2 separate regions of the Mus musculus genome follow, and region 2 is linked to region 1. The links are chromatin loops, found by intact Hi-C in ENCODE. Cell type or tissue: left cerebral cortex. All regions are shown on one strand. Links, peaks and the distances in the headings refer to the core of each region. The heading gives the core; the rest is flanking DNA. Region 1 has its middle 31 kb from the start of Gm33381. Region 2 overlaps Gm33215 (a long non-coding RNA gene).

Region 1 (9,161 bases), core at 406-8,405:
ACGGCCTAACTGTCTGGGGTCAGCTTTCTGATGCACTCCATCTGCTTCTCAACACTGACTGCATATTGCTGTTGCCATGATTGCCTTGAACACATCCTGATGGGACGTCACAATGACCATGGATTCTCTAAATGGGATTCAGTTGCTGATTTGATTGTTGTAACTGATTTTAGTTCGTTGGAACAGGTGTTTTCAAATTGTAATGTTCATCAGAATCGTCACCTGGAGGCCTTATCAAAACTCAAAACTCAGCTTGCTGAGTCCTGGAGTAAGATTTCTGGAATTTGGATTTCTTTAAAGGACACAGAAATATTATAAGAATATGTTTCCATTTTAATCCCAGTTGTGGGATAGGGGCTGCTTCAGATTTTCCTCGGCTGCTGACTATGATTTACCTCGTGCTCTAGCAGGGGCGTGATTTTTGCCAGCTGCAGATGAATTCTGGCCATTTAAGTGTGAGGGCCCTGAGAGGTAGGGAGGGTTCTTGGTTGGTTAGTTGATTGGTTATTGGTTGTTGTTGGTTGCAGTTTGCTAAGTAGTCATGGGCAAAGAAGAAGCAACAAGAAGAAAAAAATTAGGTATTCTGACAGCAAAGATCAAACTTGCACTAGGGAACTTCTTCCCTAATTAGCAGGAAGGATAACATCACCCCTTCCCTACTCCTGACTTTATTTAGGGATCTCTTTCTTTTCTTTCTTCTCTTTTATCTAGTGTTGGGGGTTGGAAGGATGGAAGAAGGGTCATGGAAGAGGGAAAGAACCCACCAAGTAGCTAAAGACCAGTAACAGGGTCCCACCCCTACAATTTCTGGGACCCCCAAATTAAGATTTCTAACAAGTTCATGGTAATGCCTACGCCACATAGATCTTGGCAACACTTTCATAACCAGCATTTGACATGAATCAGGCTAGGAACAAATCCATTGTATAAGAGAGGAACACATAAACAGGTTTGCCATATTGGGATTCACAAAAACATTCTTTCATAGAGATCAACAATATGGGCTTTCTGTGCCCTGGTCTTCGGTCCTAGAGCCTAAACTTCCATACAAGAACTCTGACCTCCTTGTCAGAGCAACAGTGTGGGAGGCCCAGGGAATATATGGAGAAAGAGGTCTTTCTAGAGTCTAGTCTCATAGCCTTCTTGGCCAAAGTATTAGTCACACAATTAAAATTGTTTTGGATCCTCTAGACCAGCCTCAGCACTGAATATCATGAGATGACTCCAGTCAAAGCCACCCTTGAGCAGAAGAATCACCCAAATGAGCCCTGCCCTAACTCCTGACAAAATCACGTTGCATAATACAGGGATTGCCATTTAAGCCACTGAATTTGGGGTGCTTTGTTCTGTTGCAATAGGCAACCTGGACCATGTGCCGATAACTATTGCCCTTACAGGTGTGAAATTCATGCAGGAGACTGTTACAACTATTTGACTGATGTCAGAACAGATGCAAGTGCACATGGTGATAGTATGAGCGTGTGAAGGTCTGTGACATTTTATACTGTCCCAACCCTGAGTCCTGCGGCCAGTTAAATGTCCCATGGATACACCTCTGCAGCAAACTATGCAACTGCTGCAAACAAGGCCTCCTTGTGAATTGTGCAGAGGCTCATGAGTTAGCATTAAGTTCAAAGTTGGGACTCATCAGGAGGATGTAGGAAGAGGTGGCCACTTGTGAGGAAGGCCGGACAGCGTGGAGCCCAGACACAAGGAGGGCTCTGTCTGCCCCCGAGCACAACGTGCCTGTTTCTCAAGGTGGAGTTTGGAGTTTGGGAGCAATTCTCTTTCTGAAGAAGGAGGTTTTTATTTCCTCCTCTCTCCACCTCCCTTCTGCCTCCCTCAGCCCAGGGGGAATTTTTAGAACTATATAATAAGGACACTTGCAGAATCACAGCCTCTTTTTCTGAACGTGTTTCTTATGTAAATGCATAGCAGAAAACCCTTCCTCTGCTTTACACTTCAATCCTGCTTTGAAAACCTGCAACACTGAAACAGAAAAAGACACCTTGGGAATGCATTGGCTTTCATCTGCTTTCCATTTTTACCTAAGGCCCCTACCCGTCCTGTGCCCCCCACCCCCCAGCCTTTATTCTTCAAGTTAAGATTAATTTTAAATCATCTCGTGTTGAATAAGGACGGTTCCTGTGCATTTGTTCCGTCCAAATATATTGAGGTGAAGCCCTTCACAGCAATCTACCAATCCTTGGAAAACGGAAAGGGCATAGGATGCCCAGCAGCAGGGCACAGAGACTCTCTATCAGATGACTGGGTCTCTCCTGTGGAGGGAGGGGAGCAGCCTGGATCCACAGTTGGCCTTCCAGGTTTCCTTCTTATCCTCCTTTCTCTCTTCCCACCTCTTGGTACAGTGGTTTGTTTACCAGTCTGTTAGCCTTGCCTTGGGAACCCAGCAGTGAGGGGGGCAAAGGATTCCTCTTCATCCCGGCTCAGAAGCACACCGCCAAACAGTATTTAAATAAAGAATAAATGCATGTGTTTAACCGAGCGGTGCTTGAATGAATGGGTTTGAAGCCCAACTCAGACACTTAACTGGCTGCATGAAGACAAATCTTAGGGGGAATGGAATACTTCAAGCTGTAATACAGCGTAATATGCACCGACTCCAGACCCTTCACATTGAACGCATTATCATGAAGCAGTGAGGCGGAGGGCAAATGCGAGCTGGTGGAAGACTTGGGATGACAGATGTTAAGGGGAACACTGATCAGCTCCAAAGAAAGGAGTCCTTTTGCGGGGATTTGTTACCCTCGGGGAGACAGCCCAATCAGACAAGTGGAGTGCATCATGAGGAGGACTCACGATCTGATTCCCGGATCCCACTCAAGAAACAGGTAATGGAGAGTGCCTTCTAATTCCAGGCTGGAAGACAGGAGTTGGGAGAGGGACACACTGGTCAGCTGCCTAGTCAATTCAGGGAGTTTCAGGTTCAGGGAGAGACTCTGTCTCCAAAAATAAGATGCCCCTGCTTCCACATGCACCTGGACTGAAGGACACGGGTGAACTCATACACGTTCATATCCCCTTCTGCGCATGCACACAAAAAAACGTCTTTAGGGACTGCAGGTAAAGAGGGGCTGTGTGACACAGAAGTTAACAATGCAAAGCTGGTGTGAGGCGGTGTCACAGTGTAACTCCACACTCGGCAGCAGGCTGAACCTTTACCTGTGGTCCGAGGAGGCTGTGGTTATCGCTTCCTTTCCCTCCATTCAATATCTCAAGCAGTGTTCCTTGCCTGGAGCCAGCTGCGGCCCCGGGGACAGCCATCTGAATTAATTATGAGAGATTGCATTATTTTTTCCATCCTCAGATTCCTAACCAGAAGCAGAAGGGAAAGTACAATAATAATTCACTGAGGCCTCAGGAAGGAAATAGTGAAGTCAGGCCATTCAAGGGAAAGCCAGAACACCGAGGGGAACTGGTTGTCCCTCCAACCGACAGGGGGCACCACTGAGTCAGACCGCCACTCCTGACCCCCGCGGGTGTCATCTGGCCTTCCTCATCTCTCTGCCCTCTGACTGGGATGTCTCAGGCCTTGATATTTGCCATCCCACCCAGCCCAGCCCTGTCCTTCAGATGAGGTTACCCATTAATTACTATGGTGCCCCATTCAGAGGAGCCCCAGTGAGGGAACAGTGGACCCCCGTAGTCAGGGTGGAGAACACTGGGTACCAATCCTCCCCGCCCCTCCTTTACACATACACCTCATTCCCTCCTCTTTCGACGTTCCTCTTCCTTCCCACTGTCCCTCCTCCCTTATGAAAGGCCCAAGACCCGCAGGTGCAACAGACACGTTCAGCCGCCCTTTGACCACGTCGTCCCAGCTCGCAGGAAGAAGGAGCAGTAAGGATATTTGGATATCTGAGTTCCCAGCCTTCTGTGAGTGCTGCCAGGAACCCCTTGCACCTCCCTGTCTGGCCCCTGCATCCCTAGACGGGCTCAATGCTCACTGCTCTCACTGAAAGCTACATTCAAAAGATTGAAAGGAGGCAACAGACAACATTGGCCACCTGTTCCCTCCCTGCTGGGCCGTGGCCAGACAGTAGAGCAGTGCTACGTTGTGCCTTGGGTGTGACGGACTGCGTGGGCCACCCAGGGTGTGGCTAAGGGCCCCTGCACTGAGGCAGCAGATCCCTGAAGCCAGGCTAGTCCCCAGGACGACCTTCTCCCTGGGGTCCACTCCCACGTTCTGAAGCCTTTGACATTTCTCTTCTGTGCCTCCCTATAGGTCCCGCTGCTCCAGGAGAGAAGAGTGATCCAAATTGGTGTGGAGAATGTGTTTACTTAAAATCCTATTGAAGTCTAAATTTAGAGCCTGTATCTGCCGGCCTTATCAAGAAACAAGTTCTAGAGAGAGGGTCCTGGTGCTCCGATGACCTTTAAGGAAAGATTTCAGAGTAGGCAGAGCTAGGTACACTGTCCTAGGAGGTGGGTCTGTGCCGCTTATGTCCTCACCTGCCTTGACAGAGAGGCAGCCCCGGGCGGTGGGGGTGGGGTGGGGGGATTCCCTACAATCATGGGTGCTTCCCAGGGATAACAGGGCCGTGGCCTTCCTCTCTTCCCACCTCTGACACAGCAAGAGATAACTGTCCTTTCTTAACTGTCCTTTCTTCCCTCCAATAGACCCAGAGAAAAGTTAGTTCGGCTGGCAGAGATTGTCTCCTAATAGTAGACATTACTGTCTCCCACCCTCCAGATATTGTTCAGGTTACTTAGCATAGAGTGGCTGCTTTAATTCTCACTCTTCCCCATTTTACAGACAGACAAAACAAGTCATGGAGGCATTGGCAATGTATCCCTAGTTGTAGAGCTTCTTAGTGCTTTCCTCACCAAACAGAAGTCCCACATGGAGGCCACACTGCCCAGCAATTCCCCAGGGGAAGTCTGAGGGTGACCCTGACCAAATAGGAAAGACCTGGAGCTACAGAAGGAATCGCCTCAGGTTTGTGTGGCAAGGGCTGCTCTCCCAGACCTGGCTTCAGAGCATCTGCCTCACAGGGGCAGTAGCCCATCTCCAGTTCTCCCAACTGTTCAGGGCAGGGTGGCCTGGAATCCTTAAGCTCTACTGGCAATATCTAGTGAAGAGTGTCCCCCTCCCCAGCCCCCCCCTCCCACCATGCAGATGCCGGACAATGAGAGAGCACAGAGGGGGGTGGGGGGGCTCCTCATAGGTTGCTCCTGCCTGGGTAGGAGGGAGACTCAGGTCCAAAGAGGGTGGTAGGATATGGAAATCTGTGGCCACACCCTCCAGGCTCCAGGGATACTGGCCCTTTTCTCTGTTCAACACGAATGCTCTCCAACAAACAGCATGGTATCCAGCTTCATCCTCATGCAGCCTGGGTGGGGCAGTAGGAGAGCAGAAACCTGGGTGAGGACAAGGGGGAGCTGGGAGGCTGTGTCCTCCAGCACCACAGCAGAACAGAACACTGCTGGGGGCTGAGAACAGAAGCAAAGGGGGACAATGTCTGTCACCACTGTTGAAACTTCCAGGAGAACAGACCCCTATCCACAGGGACACACAACCATAAACCCAGCCTCACTGGGGATAGCATCATTTCCTAGGCAGGTGGCCCTGGGTGGTATAAGAAAGCTAACTAAGCATGCGCCTGCCCGTGAGTGAGCCTGCTGTGCCCTGTGGTTCCTGCCGTAAGTACATCCTTGGCTGTGCGTGAGTTTCCTGGCTGGAGGCAATGCTGTGTGCAAGAGCAAGCATTCTCTGCCTTCAGGTTCTTGTCCTGACTTCCCTCAGTGATGGAAAGTGACCCGTAAGTGTAAGCTGAATAAGCCCTTTCCTCTTCTGCATTGCTTTTGGTCAATGTTCTAGCAAAGCCCCAGACTGAAGCTGGAATGGTCTCCTTGGCTAATGGCCATGCTCAGGGAGCTGGCCCAGAGCCTTTGAGCAGCAGCTGGCTCTTCTAACTCAGCTGCTCTGCACAAGGCTGCTTCTGGGGGGCCCCTGGCAACCCTGGCAACTTCTCGGGAATTTTATTTATCTCATAAATTAAATTCGTGAAATTCAAAAGGAAAGCAAAACAAATCCAAAGTCTATCCAAAGGTACAAAGGCCTACACATGAAAGGCAGGGACTGTTTGGACACGTCGTCATCGTCGTAGTGGTCTCATTATCCATACGACTTTGCTTCAGCCAGAACATACATAAGAACGGACTCAAAGCTGCCCACCACCTACCACCACCACACCACAGCTACACTCTGCCTACGCACTGCAAAATGGGCTTCAGCTCTCTCCTGTTTCTGTATACGTGGAAACATTATTTTATTAAACTAATATTCAGAATGGCATTCATACAAAGCCATACCATGGACCAAAATTCAGCAACTTAAATAATAATTTGTTCAGATCCTTAAGAGCAATGTATTTGCTAATTCAATCCACCCCACCCCCACTTCTCAATGGCTGTCACTTTTATCAGCTCTAGGGACTCAAGCTTAAAGTTAGTACATTCTCCAAGTTACCCCATACTCATATTTGAAAGGGAGGGGGTGTCCCTCTCCAGTAGGTCTGTTAATGGATGTATGCAAGAAGATCATGGAATTCCTCTGTGTTTAGGATGACATTAGGCTGTAGAATCGGATGGGCTTCCTTTTAGGACCACACATGATAGAAGTAGGCAGGTAAAAGAGGAGGTGGCTAAGATGGAGGCTCTCTGTCCACTCGCTGGGACCCAGAGCTTGCCTGGGGGCTTCCCCTCCTACACAGCTGGGATGCTCATCAGTAGTACTTCTTGACTCTGTAGCACCCGGTGCTCAGGATGCTAAGCACCGTGATGACTACAATTTGTTCTGCACCTAGACCCACACAGAAGCCCCAGACTGTGGGGCTGCGAAGCATGGGGTCCAATCATCTGTTTACCGAGCCCCGTTACCTGGATTTCCATCCCCTGGTGTGTCACTGGCCAAGTGGCTTTAACCACTCCAGGCCTGGTTTTTCCTTGTGTGTAAAATGAAAGCAAACTTTGCCTAACCCCAGGTTCTGTCACAGCAACTGAACAAGGAAATTTGAGCCAAGTGTTTGCACAGTTGCTGTCCACCCAGAACTCTCGGGAGTGGAGGGAAGATAGGTGGGAAGGCACCTGACCTGAGCCTCCGAGGCCAGAGGAGGTTGAAGGAGGACCAGATAGGTGACCTGGAAATGACCACAGGCCTGAGTCCGGGCTGTCAACTTTGATATCCTGGAGGGGCGATACATGAGAGGGTAATTCCGGTAACTATATTTCCTTGCAGAGTACACTGTGCTCTGCCACAGGAACATTTTCTCATTACTATATAATAACATCAGCGCTAATGTCCTCTTTCTCAAAGGAGTCCAGAGCACTTAGAGATTGCATGCTCAGTGCCCAAAGTGCAGGCCTGGGGTTGGTGGCAGAGGCTGCCAGATATCAGGCTTCTACTGCAGTAAAGCGAGCAGAAGCCAAGGGTGTGTCACACAGAGTCACCGCACTCAGCATCTCTAGTGCTCTGGGGACCCACTCAGAAAGGTCACTTCCCTTGAAGACACCACCGAAGCTAGTTTGAGGGGACTCCAATGAGCAGCCTTCTCTGCCCATCACATTCAACAGGAAAAACGGGGCTGGGGAGGAACTGGGAGGACTCTGGGAGCCTGACTGCTCCAAGAGGGTGCTTGCTCCCAGCCTCCTTTGCGGGCTGAGTCAGAGAAGGTCACACATGATTGAGTAGATCTGGCTGACCACCGCAGGAGCTCAGAAAGGGAAGTGTGAGCTTTCACTGCGTGGTGGATTTGGTTCCCAGAGGAGCTACTTACTGCTCTGGGATTGAAATTTACCTGATGGGAATGACAGATTTCCGCAGATCAACTGTGACCCTCATGAGAAGACCTATTGCTATGTTTTACTGTAGGGTCGTGTTTGGTATTTTACTTTGAGACCAAAAAAAAAAAAAAAAAAAAAAAAAAAAAGGGAAGTGTTCCTCATTGTATTATTCCAGAGCTTCCAACTTGCTGGACTCGCGGGTCATACACCTGCGCTAGAGGCCTGAGTACCAAACACCTTCACTGCCCCCCTGGGTCCCACAGCTCTAACGTGCGGGGAAGCCCAGGACCACACATTTTATCTGTGTTTCTGCAGGGTATAGGTCGCACTCAGATGCCACCAGGCAAGGAAAACCACAGTGCCTGAGGGTTCCAGGCACAGAGCGGTGGGTAGAAGGTGCTCAGACTTTTGTGACTTCCTGTTGCTGATGACGCGGCTCATGCCCGGGGCGGGGGTGGGGGGGTGGGGGAGTTGGGGGTGGGGTGGGACTGGCTGAAGGAGCAATGGCCTCCGGGGCTGAAGTGAACCATAGGCTCGAACAGTCTTCACATCTCACCCACAGGAGCTCTTTTAGTGTTGCCAGAGCCCCTTGGAGGCAGGGCCTCCTAACCAAATGGTAAGATGAAGAAAGTAATAAAGAAACTGAGACAGACACGGAAGGGAAGCCCGACGCTGGTGACCCTGATCCCACTGGCACCTGGGCCCTCACTAACAGTCTTTATACATCAGTCTCTACTCCACCCTCTCTCCTCCTGTCCCCTCCCTTCCCCCCAGCGGCACCCATTTCCTAGCTTTTGCTGTTTCTCTATCTGGAATCACTCTTCTGTCACCGCACCAGAGGGATCCCTTGACTCCATGTTCCATTGTCATTGGGTTAAAACAAACAAACAAACAAACCCCAAACAATTTGTAAACACCAACAAAAGAATTCGGATCCAACCAATTTATTCTGGGAATGGTGGGCATGGGAGTAGGGGGCGGGGGTGGGGAGGGGGGTGAGAGCTACCCAGGAACTTTTTTAAATGAGGGGACAGCCATAGATACATGTTTTATGATTATCACAATGGAAAACTGGGGGCAGGGGGTCCACCACTTATAGTCCAGGGTCATTGAACAGTCAACAATGCATGTGGTCGCAGCAAAACTGCCTTGGACTGTCCGTGAATGAAATGATGTTAGGGACCACTTTCCTCTCAGGTCCAATGTGGGGTGGGGGCGGGGCGTGCCTAGCTCACTTTTCCTTTCCTGTACAGTTCAGGGTCCAGTCCTATGGTGGTATCCACTTTCAGAATGGCCTTTTTCCCATGTCAAAATCAATGCAGTCAAGACAATCCGCTACAGGTGAGCCCGTAGGC
Region 2 (9,161 bases), core at 313-8,312, 160 kb before region 1:
GTAGTGTCAGGCAAGGGTTCACTTTTATTCTTTCACCTGTGGAAATCCAGTTTTCCTGATACCAGTTGTTGAAAAAAAAAAAAAAAGGTCCTTTACACATTGAATGGCTTGGTTCAGTCTTAGGCACTTTCTTATTGCTGTGATAAGACACGATGGTCAAGGCACGTTATGAAAGAAAGAATTACACTGGGGACTCATGGTTCCAGAGGGTGACTCTATGACCATCAAGGTGAGGGACATTGGGTCAGGCAGGCTGACATGATGCTGGAGCAGTAGTTGAAAGTTTACATCTTACCCACAAGCATGAGGCAGAGATCCAGCTAACTGAGAACGATAGGAGTCTTTTGAAACCTCAAAACCCACCCCCCAGCTATGCACATCCCCCCAATAAGGCCACACCTCCTAATCCTTCCCAAACAGTTCTACTAACTAGGAACTGAGCGTTCAAATATATTATCCTATGGGGACTATTCTCAGTTTAACTACCACAGGTACCCTTGTCAGGAATCATTGGACCAGGCTACTGAGATGGCTCATTGGTTAACAGCATTTACTGTTCTTTCCAAAGACCCAAGTTCAGTTCTCAGCACCCACATGGTGGCTCACAGCCGTTTGTAACTTAAGCTCCAGGGGATCCAACACTCTCTTCTGGCCCCGGTGGGTTTCAGGTATGTTCAATGTCACACATGTGGAGGTTGACCACAGCTTAGGAAAACTGGTTGTCTCCTTCTAATATGTGGGTTCCAGGGATCGGACTCAGGTCATCGGGTTTGCAGCAAGCACTTTTACCCACTGTGGCTGTCTTGCCAGGCCATGTAATTTACTTTATAGATTATTCACTATTAGTAAATAGACGTACAACTGTTTTTTGTTTTGCTTGTATGTTGAATTTGTGTCCTGCTATTTTGTTGAATTCATTGGTTAGGGATAATAATGGTTGAGTCTTTATTGTTTTCTTCATAGCTTATATACTCTGTGAAAGGAGATAATTCTATTCATTCCATCTAATTTTGGATGCCTTTTATTTCGTTTCTTGAATTTCATAAACCATATTCAAAAGAAACGGCAAATAATGAACATTTTGATCTCATTCCTGAAGGACAAAGTCCAGCCTTTGATTCCTGAACGTGCGTGGGCTTACTCTGAGTCCTTTCTATGTAAGGTTTCTTTTATGTTAACAGTCGTCTCCAATTCCTGGTTTGTTGAATGTTTTTATCATTAGATTGGGTTCATTTTTGTTTACGTTTTTCTGCCTTTGAAATCACCATATATTTCCTTTCCCCCTCACCTATTAATGTGGTGTGTACATTGGTTTTTATAGGTTGAGACATCCTTGCATCCCATGAACAATCTCAGTTGGTTGGTGTGCACACTGGTAAGTACAACTTACTAGTTTTCTAGTGGGAAATGAAGCATTGTTCTTAATGAGGACATTGGCCTATAGATTTCATGCACCTGTGCTTGCCTCGCTTTCAAAGCAGAGTACCAGTGGTCTGTTCTCACTTCTTTTATTACTCTGATGAAATACCTAAGATCCACTCATGCTAAGATAAGTAAGATGGGTAGCTCTCTGTGGAAGGATTGTGCCCTGTTGTGCCATGACTGCTGCCTCCAGCTCCTGCTGCCTGCCTGCCTCACTGTGGGAAACTCTACCTTCAAACTAGAAATCCAATTAAACCCACCCTTCCTTAAATTACTTTTTAAAAAACTTTTTGTTGATTCTTTGTGAATTTTTCATCACGCATCCTAGTCCCTTCATCTCTCTGCCCCTTCATATCCACCCTCTGCCCTTGCAATCTCCCCCTGCCACGCAAATAAAACACACACACACACACACACACACACACACACACTCCCAAAAAACCAAAACCAAAACCAAAGCATAGAAAACATCTTTGTGAAAGCCTCAAGTGTGTCCTACATTATGCCCCTCTGTCCACACATTTTTCACTTGCAAGTGTTCCTTGCAATGAATCATTAGTCTGGTTCGAGGTCTCTGGCTTCTGTGACACCATCAACACGGGATCCTCACCCAAACTCCTTCCAGTTACCTTGTTGTTGCCTGGTGTCATGGAGATCCTGCAGCTTTGGGTCAGCAGGACTGACCCTTACACATGCTCCAAGAATTCACAGATGGTACAGGTTTTGAAGTGGGCCAACTCAAAACCCTGGATCTGGGCATGGGTGATAGGTGAGCTGGTCAGCCCGTGAGCGCTCTCTTATCCGCATCAACAAAGCAAGCTCTCCCGCACTGCTGTGACCAGGCTACCCAGTGCCACGGTAGACAGAAGGCAGAGTCAGCTCTCTGGCTCTCATGCCTTTGGGGCTGATTTACCTGCACCTATGTACGCCGCCAGAGCTAGCTCCACTGTGCTGCCTAGTTGAAGTACCAGACCAACTGTCCCAAGTGCTGTAGCTGGCAAAGGACTGGGCCAGCTCTCCCACTCTCACGCCCTCTGGGCAATCTCACTTGTGCCTTACCATCAAGACCAGCCCCACTGTGTCACCCAAGGTGCAGGACCTGCTCTCCCTCCTACTACAAACATTGACAGGCGTGGAAGTTCACCTTCTCTCATGACCCAGGGGCCAGCTCTGCCAACTACTGTAGGCAGTGAGATGTGAGGGGTGTAAGAGCATCATCCCTGGGCCCATGCCAATTCACAGCATGGGGCTAGCCCTCCCTCACTCTTGCCCTCAAGGCTAGCTCACTCATGCCACTTCCACCAGGGCTAGCTCCACTCTGCTGCTCAGGAGAGGTGTCTGGCCTGCCTCTCCCTCCTCTCTGGAGGAAAGTGAGGCCAGCTTTCCAGAGCTGTGAAGGGCAGGGCCAGTTCTGCACAGCCCTTGGACATCCATGTGGTTCCAAGTGGCTGCCAAGATCATGTATGCCCCCGTGGTCTCTAGTGGTAATATGAGTCATGGACATCACCACATTCCCCTGCTGCTGCATGCCCAAGGACCCAAACATGACCCTCTGTGGAGACATGGAACAGGATTTTACCATGACCTCGGGTAGCAGGACTGGCTATTCACAACAGGCTATTTCTCTACTCCCTCCTGTCTCCAGTTCTATTTCCCTTCACAGTGCTCAAACTGTTCCACTCCTCTCTCCCATCTACCCACCACACGCTTGCACATTGCAGTAGCTCGCCCTGAAGGTGGGCCATGTGGCTGGGAGGCCTCTAGATGACCTCTCTGCCCGTGCTGCATGGCATGGAGTAAGCAGGCTTCTAGGTGTCTACAATGGCATGGCAGTGGGCATCTTCCCCTCCTGCATGGAGAGAGGCCCTTTGTGGTCCACTCTGCCCCTGGTGGAGGGCAGGCCTCTGGGAGTCTTTTCCTGCCTCTGCTGTGCTGTGTGGCGGTTGACAGGTCTCTGGATGTCTCTGGACTTTACTTTTAGCCTCCATTGCCATCAGCACAGCCCTGGGATGCAGCTGATGACCTCTTTGTCACTGACCTCAGCACAGCCGCCACAGGTCCCAGCACAAGGCAAGTCCTTACTGACTAGTACAATATGGCGTTAGCTTTAGTTCAGGCCTCGGCTCTGGGCACCTGAACTATAAAGACAGTTTGTCACTAGGTTTATCCAACGGCATCCACTTGATTCCACAAGTGCTTTTACTTAGTACAAACAGCACGTCAGGCTCTGACTTCGGAGAAGCCTTTCCTCTCCAAAAGTATCTCCAGCCTTTTAGCACAATAGTGGATACATTGTCTCTGCATCTTCCTTCCTGATGGTCGCCAAAGCCCAGTCTAGACTTTGCTATAATTCTGCATCTAAACTGTCTTCCTACGGACCAGCATCACCTCTCACCTCTCCAGATGTTTCCCCATAATCGATGATTTCAAAAGATTCTGTCCAGTTCTTCGATGGACACCCATTTGGTGGCCTGACTCTGTGGTTGCTTTTGTTAAAGATGTCTTTGGTTTGTCTTTGAAATTTTGTGAATGGGAAGATTTAGATGACTTTTAAGGAGAGCATTAGAAAAATAAAGACCATACCTAGGGGGAAACGCATCGGCTATTTAAATAAGAATACAACAGAGTAAGAAAAGGGTTCTGGTGTCTGCCTTAGAGGCTACCACACTTGACTTTCCACACTTTAGTGATTGTAGCCAGCAAGCTTATTTTTCCCTCTAGCTGGATTTTGGTCCTACGAAGGCCGCTGCCACAACTTGCATCTTTCTTGTCCTTGCTCCATGCATAAAGCTGGGCACCCGTGTCTCAGGAGCACTTGCTGTGTGCTGACCCACTCTGAGCAGGGTCACTTATCATAGGCATAGTGGTTCAGTGGCACAAACCTGCCACCCTCTCAGAAGCCTGTGAGAACATTCTACTCCCTTTTAGAATTAAGGGCAAAATGAACCTTGTTTACTACAGTGGATGCATATCTTCCGGTCGTTAGCAGTGCAGTCACAAGCTACAGCTTTTTATATTGTTGTCTTTGTTTTTATGGAAGAAGAGACAAGGGAAGCAGCAGGGACTAGGGTCCATGAAAGTGCTAGCACAGCTGGGACTCACTGGAGCTTTGCACACTTGGTGAAGCGGGAGACTCTGAACGGCCTCTTGGCCCATGCTTAAAGAGTTCAGGAAACTTTGCATTGTCTGTCTTGTCCTCTCTCATTTGACTCTGAGACGAGAAGAACCCCGAGGCTGTTCAGGCTGGTTGAACTGAAGATAGGTTTAAATTTAAGAGGCTCTGACTTCAAACATGGACGATAAAATAAAAAAAAGAGATTTTATCTATCCAAATCAAGCCTTTATTTCAAAGGACTATTTAAAGTACCTGGTGCATGAGAAACACAAAACTCCTTTTTTAAACCTGCAGGGACATGACAAAAAGCCCAAAATGAGACCTTTCTTTCTCAAAGCACTAGCTATCCTGTATTGCTGAAGGACATGCAGGGAGGACAGCTCTCTTTTGCCTTGTCCCAGGGTCATGAATGGTACATGATGCTATGCTACCAGGACTACCTACAAGTTGTAAGCTGTAAGCATCTTCCCAATGAATTGGGCAAAGATGCATAAATGCAGCTTCAAAGTGAGGGGGTTCCCAAGGGCCTTGCATATCAAGCTCAGTGGATGTATGGTGGTGGGTCAGGATGGATGGAACAGACTGGGGAGGTAGAAAGATGTTGCTAGGCAACCAGCTCCAGGGCCTTTGTAAATGTAGGTGCATTTTATTTGGAGCAGCAGCTGGCAGACATCACCTTCCTCTGTCCTTATCCCTTTTCCTTTTGTCCAGAACGAAGGTCTAGTCTCCAGTTCTCAGCCCAATCCTAGGTGGAAAATAGAGAAACTGGTTAGGGCACAGAAAGACAAACAACTTCAGGACATCATAGATTCGGTGGAAACTCAACCTTTACATTCAAATCAGGATCGTGGGCAAGTTTATTTAGTCCCTCTGACACTCCAGTTTCTTGGATGTAAAATCGAGGACATAAATCTTTTATAGGAATGGTGTGAATATCTGAGAAAATGTATGCAACGGACCCCGTCTGGTACCAGGAATACAGAAGAGGCTCAGAGGCAGAGTGGGAGGAGCGTGGGCTCGGGCTCCAGATTGCCTGTGTCCTCATCTCAGCTCTGCCACTTTGCTGCGGGACCATAGACACAGCCTTTAGACTTTCAGTCTTGGTGGTATTTTCATCTAGGAAATGGGGGCTATTAATGGTTTACCTGTTGGGGCTATTTTGAAGATTAAATGCAATCTAATGCAACACGCACAGTCAGTACTCTGTAGATGTCAACAGCTATTTGCAGCACTACTCATAGTGTGTCTTCAGAACGGGGAGGGTTCTAGAAGAGCTCACATCCATGAACTCCTTCCTCTAAGGACTTTTCAGCTTGGTAGCAAAAGTAGTGGAAGAAACTGAGACTTTGTGGTGTTTTGTGGGGTGTGAACAGAGACTTTGTGGTGCTATGGGGTGTGAACAGAGAGTTTAGAAGCATCTGGATTCTTCGGTAAACAGTGTGACTTTGCACAAGATACTTAAACCCCTTTGGCTCTAAGAAACCGTTTTACGAGAGGTGTATACCAAGGGTGATTAATTAGTGCCAACAGCATGGCTTCAGGCCTTGCTTAAGATTTTATCATGCTGAAGCTGCAGTTTCCGAGTGGGACTTGGGGTCCCCTCCAACCCATACGTGTTACTAGCAGGATCTGTTTCCTTGTGGCTATGGGGCTGAGGTCTCTGTTTCCTTACAGGCTAATCAGCTAGCTTGGAGTTCCTGGTACTAGCTCCAAGAGCTAGCCATATCGTTCACCTCATGGTCTCTCTGTCTTCAAGCAAGCAATGGGAAATGGTCCTCCTACTTCTACTGACACCAGCAGGGGAAACTCTCTGTCAAGAGTCCATGTGCTTAGGATGACCCTTAATCTATCAGGCAATCTTTCTTAAAGTCCGTTTATCAGGAACCTTAATGACACAGGCAAAATCTTCTAGAGAACAACCAACATTCGTTCTGCAATAAGTAGAAGGGGGTTGAAGAATCTTGGCAGGGAGATATCCTACAGACCCCGTGCCACATCCCTTTGCTAATCTATTTAAGCCACAGTAAGAAAATACCTTGCTAGAGTAACGGGTAAGCAGCTAATTGGCATTGCTCATAGGTCTAGAGGATTCTGAGATAAAGATGGCAGCATTCAGTGTGGTAGGCCTCCCTTTCTGCCTCACAGGTCAGGCAGAGCCGATCACCCAGTTGCCTCTCAAAGGCCCCACATCCTAATAATGTCACAGTAAGGATTTGGTTTCAGCATATGAATCTGGGGAAGGATATGAATTATCATCTCCCTGTCTTCTCTAGATCCTAATTCTAACCCTGAGGTTCTGTGACCCAAACATCTGTGTTTCCAGAATCCAGCAGAATTCCTGGTAAATATATCTTTCTATTAAGCAATGCTTGAATACATTTGTAAAAAGAACACAAGATCACTCTTTTCCTTTCTTTCTGGATATAATTACCAGACTGGTCATGAAGGGTATTGTTATTAGCAGAACACAGCATGATCTTGGAGCTAAATGTACAAACGAGCTGGAGCAATCTCTCAATCACAGCAGGAATCCACATATTTGTTCATCAGGCTCAGTCTCTGTGTATTCTTCATGAGACAGAATTATTTTTTCGTTACCTGGTGGGCAGACTTGGCAAAGGGCTGACTTGGTGTATTTGTGGCTCCTGTAAGAGATTCTTAATGACCTCATCAGCATTGCCAGGCATCTCTTGTTTTAGACTCCAGCAGGACTTTATGTCACTTACCACTCTTTTGTTTCAGCTTGTCAGAAACCTGTAGAAACATTGACTCCACTTTTTAACTCTCCCATCTAACTAGACAATCCTTGCATTTATAATGGACATGTTTTCTTTGTCTTTCTCCAATTAGTTCATTAAAAATGTTGCGGGAGGCAGGTTCAATTTCAAAAAGCCCTAAGGTGTGCAACTTCTTTCAAGTTGACGACAATAATGTAATCAGCATCTTTCAAATAAGAATTGCTTAACTTGCGATGAAGCGGCCCTCACCATTACTTCTCCAAGAGCATTACGAAAGACTTAGTGAAATGCTTGCCTGAACAGAAACAAGCCAGTACAAAGCCATTCAGCCATACTCCAGGATACGGAATGCAAATCTTTTGTAATCAGGTCTTTACATATGTCAGGAAAATCCTCGGATTTTATTCATCACCCTCTAATATTTTCTGAGTAACTAAAAATCTAAACTGACTCTCCCATTGGTCTGTAATTGGCAAGTACTTCCACTTCTAGATGTCTGTCCTGCATGGCAGAAGCCAATGACAGGCTCTGGTTTGAAGGGACGGTTGCTGAGGTGCCTGGTTCTTCTTCTCCATCAGTTGTTTACAGTCGAAGTTTCCCCAGCTTTTCTGACTCATTACACTCTGGGAGAAACTGAAGTTTCCTTGTTGAAAGAAAAGATTTGGGTCTCTATGAATTGGTGTTGCTAGTTTAGCTTCCAAGGTTTTCCTCTTATGGGAGATTGGAAGCCCCCAAACCCCTTAATCTGTGATGACATGTGAACAGATCTGTACTTCATAGGTTCCCAGGTCTGTGAACTTCAATAGGAAGAGAGTGAGGAACATTTTCTCCTTGATGTCTTCAAAAGGAGGACAATGTTCCCTGTCTCCCCATATTCTCTTCAAACACCTCAGCCAGTATGCATGACCAGTAGATGGGAGCAGAAGTCACACTAGGGGGTGGGGAGATGGGTCAGTGGGTAAAGTGTTTACTACTAAGCATGTGGACCTGAGTTCAGATCCCCAGGATCCATGTAAGAAGCCAGGCACAAGTGATGTGTCTGTTGTCGAGACAGACACAGTAGAACCTAGAGCCAGTGGCTGGCTCGTCTAGCTGGATTGGTGAGCTCCAGATTCAATCTCAAAGGTTAAAGTGGAGTGCAATTGAGGAACTAATATTAACTCTGACACACACACACACACACACACTTGCACCTACCCACATACGTACACATGGATAAAGCCCCAACTCCACATGCACTCCAGAAAGTATTAGTGTTTCATTTTGAAGAACATACAAATATCATTGTGGTTCTGTCTTGGTTGACTCTGAACAGTCATACCAGGACCAGGGAGCTGGCCTAGAAGCAGTCTGTAGAAAGGTCCATGTGGTGAGAAATTAAGACCAATGAGAAACTTTGACAAATTATATTGGGGTTCTGGACACAGACCCTCTCAGCCTGGGCAAGCTTTCAGGTGGCTATAGTTCCAGATGATATCTTTATCAAAACCTCAACAGAGACCCTGTGACCATAGCACCTAGCCAAGGTCACTCAAGGGTTCCCAGTCCTTAAAAGATTCATAAGACAATGGTGGATGTTTTGAGCTGGTAAATTTTGACTTACTTTGTTATGCAGTACTAAATAGCTTCCTTACCTGGAGATGATGGCTAAATGATTGGATTTCTATAAGAGAAGTGGGTAAGAGCTGTTTCCAGAAAACAGTGGAAGACTGATGAATTTCTAAGACTAAAGCCTTGCAGGATAATGTTCTTCATAAAATCTATACAGGGATATAATAAAGAATAAATGTTCCCTTTTTATTCTCCTGTTCCCCACCCAGCAGCGATGGCTGATGTCACATTGGGTTTTATTTCAGTTCTTAGCCTCAGCAATTATAGCTACACAG

Evidence for each region. A loop is a pair of places that touch in the nucleus more often than their neighbours do. Peaks named below come from ENCODE experiments on the same cell type or tissue, not always from the same donor. Only the 100,000 strongest peaks of a DNase experiment are listed, where the experiment ranks them.
Region 2: a loop joins it to region 1, with 8 times the contacts of the local background. A loop is called at or near these places in 1 of 42 quality-filtered maps.

Annotation. Positions count from the first base shown.
Region 1 is chr3:101,792,364-101,801,524 of GRCm38, forward strand. No RefSeq gene overlaps it. Among named protein-coding and RNA genes, the nearest start is that of Gm33381, 31 kb to the right of the region's middle. In left cerebral cortex, for the core only: a CTCF peak has its summit at 3,453 (motif pointing right); DNase peaks (open chromatin) are centred at 1,839, 2,373, 4,004 and 5,831; H3K27ac peaks cover 3,227 bases.
Region 2 is chr3:101,629,187-101,638,347 of GRCm38, forward strand. It overlaps Gm33215 (a long non-coding RNA gene), which reads right to left. Exons shown (of 3, transcript XR_375915.2): 3 at 4,863-5,282. Among named protein-coding and RNA genes, the nearest start is that of Gm33215, 17 kb to the right of the region's middle. In left cerebral cortex, for the core only: no CTCF peak of the experiment used is centred there; DNase peaks (open chromatin) are centred at 5,181 and 5,510; H3K27ac peaks cover 1,757 bases.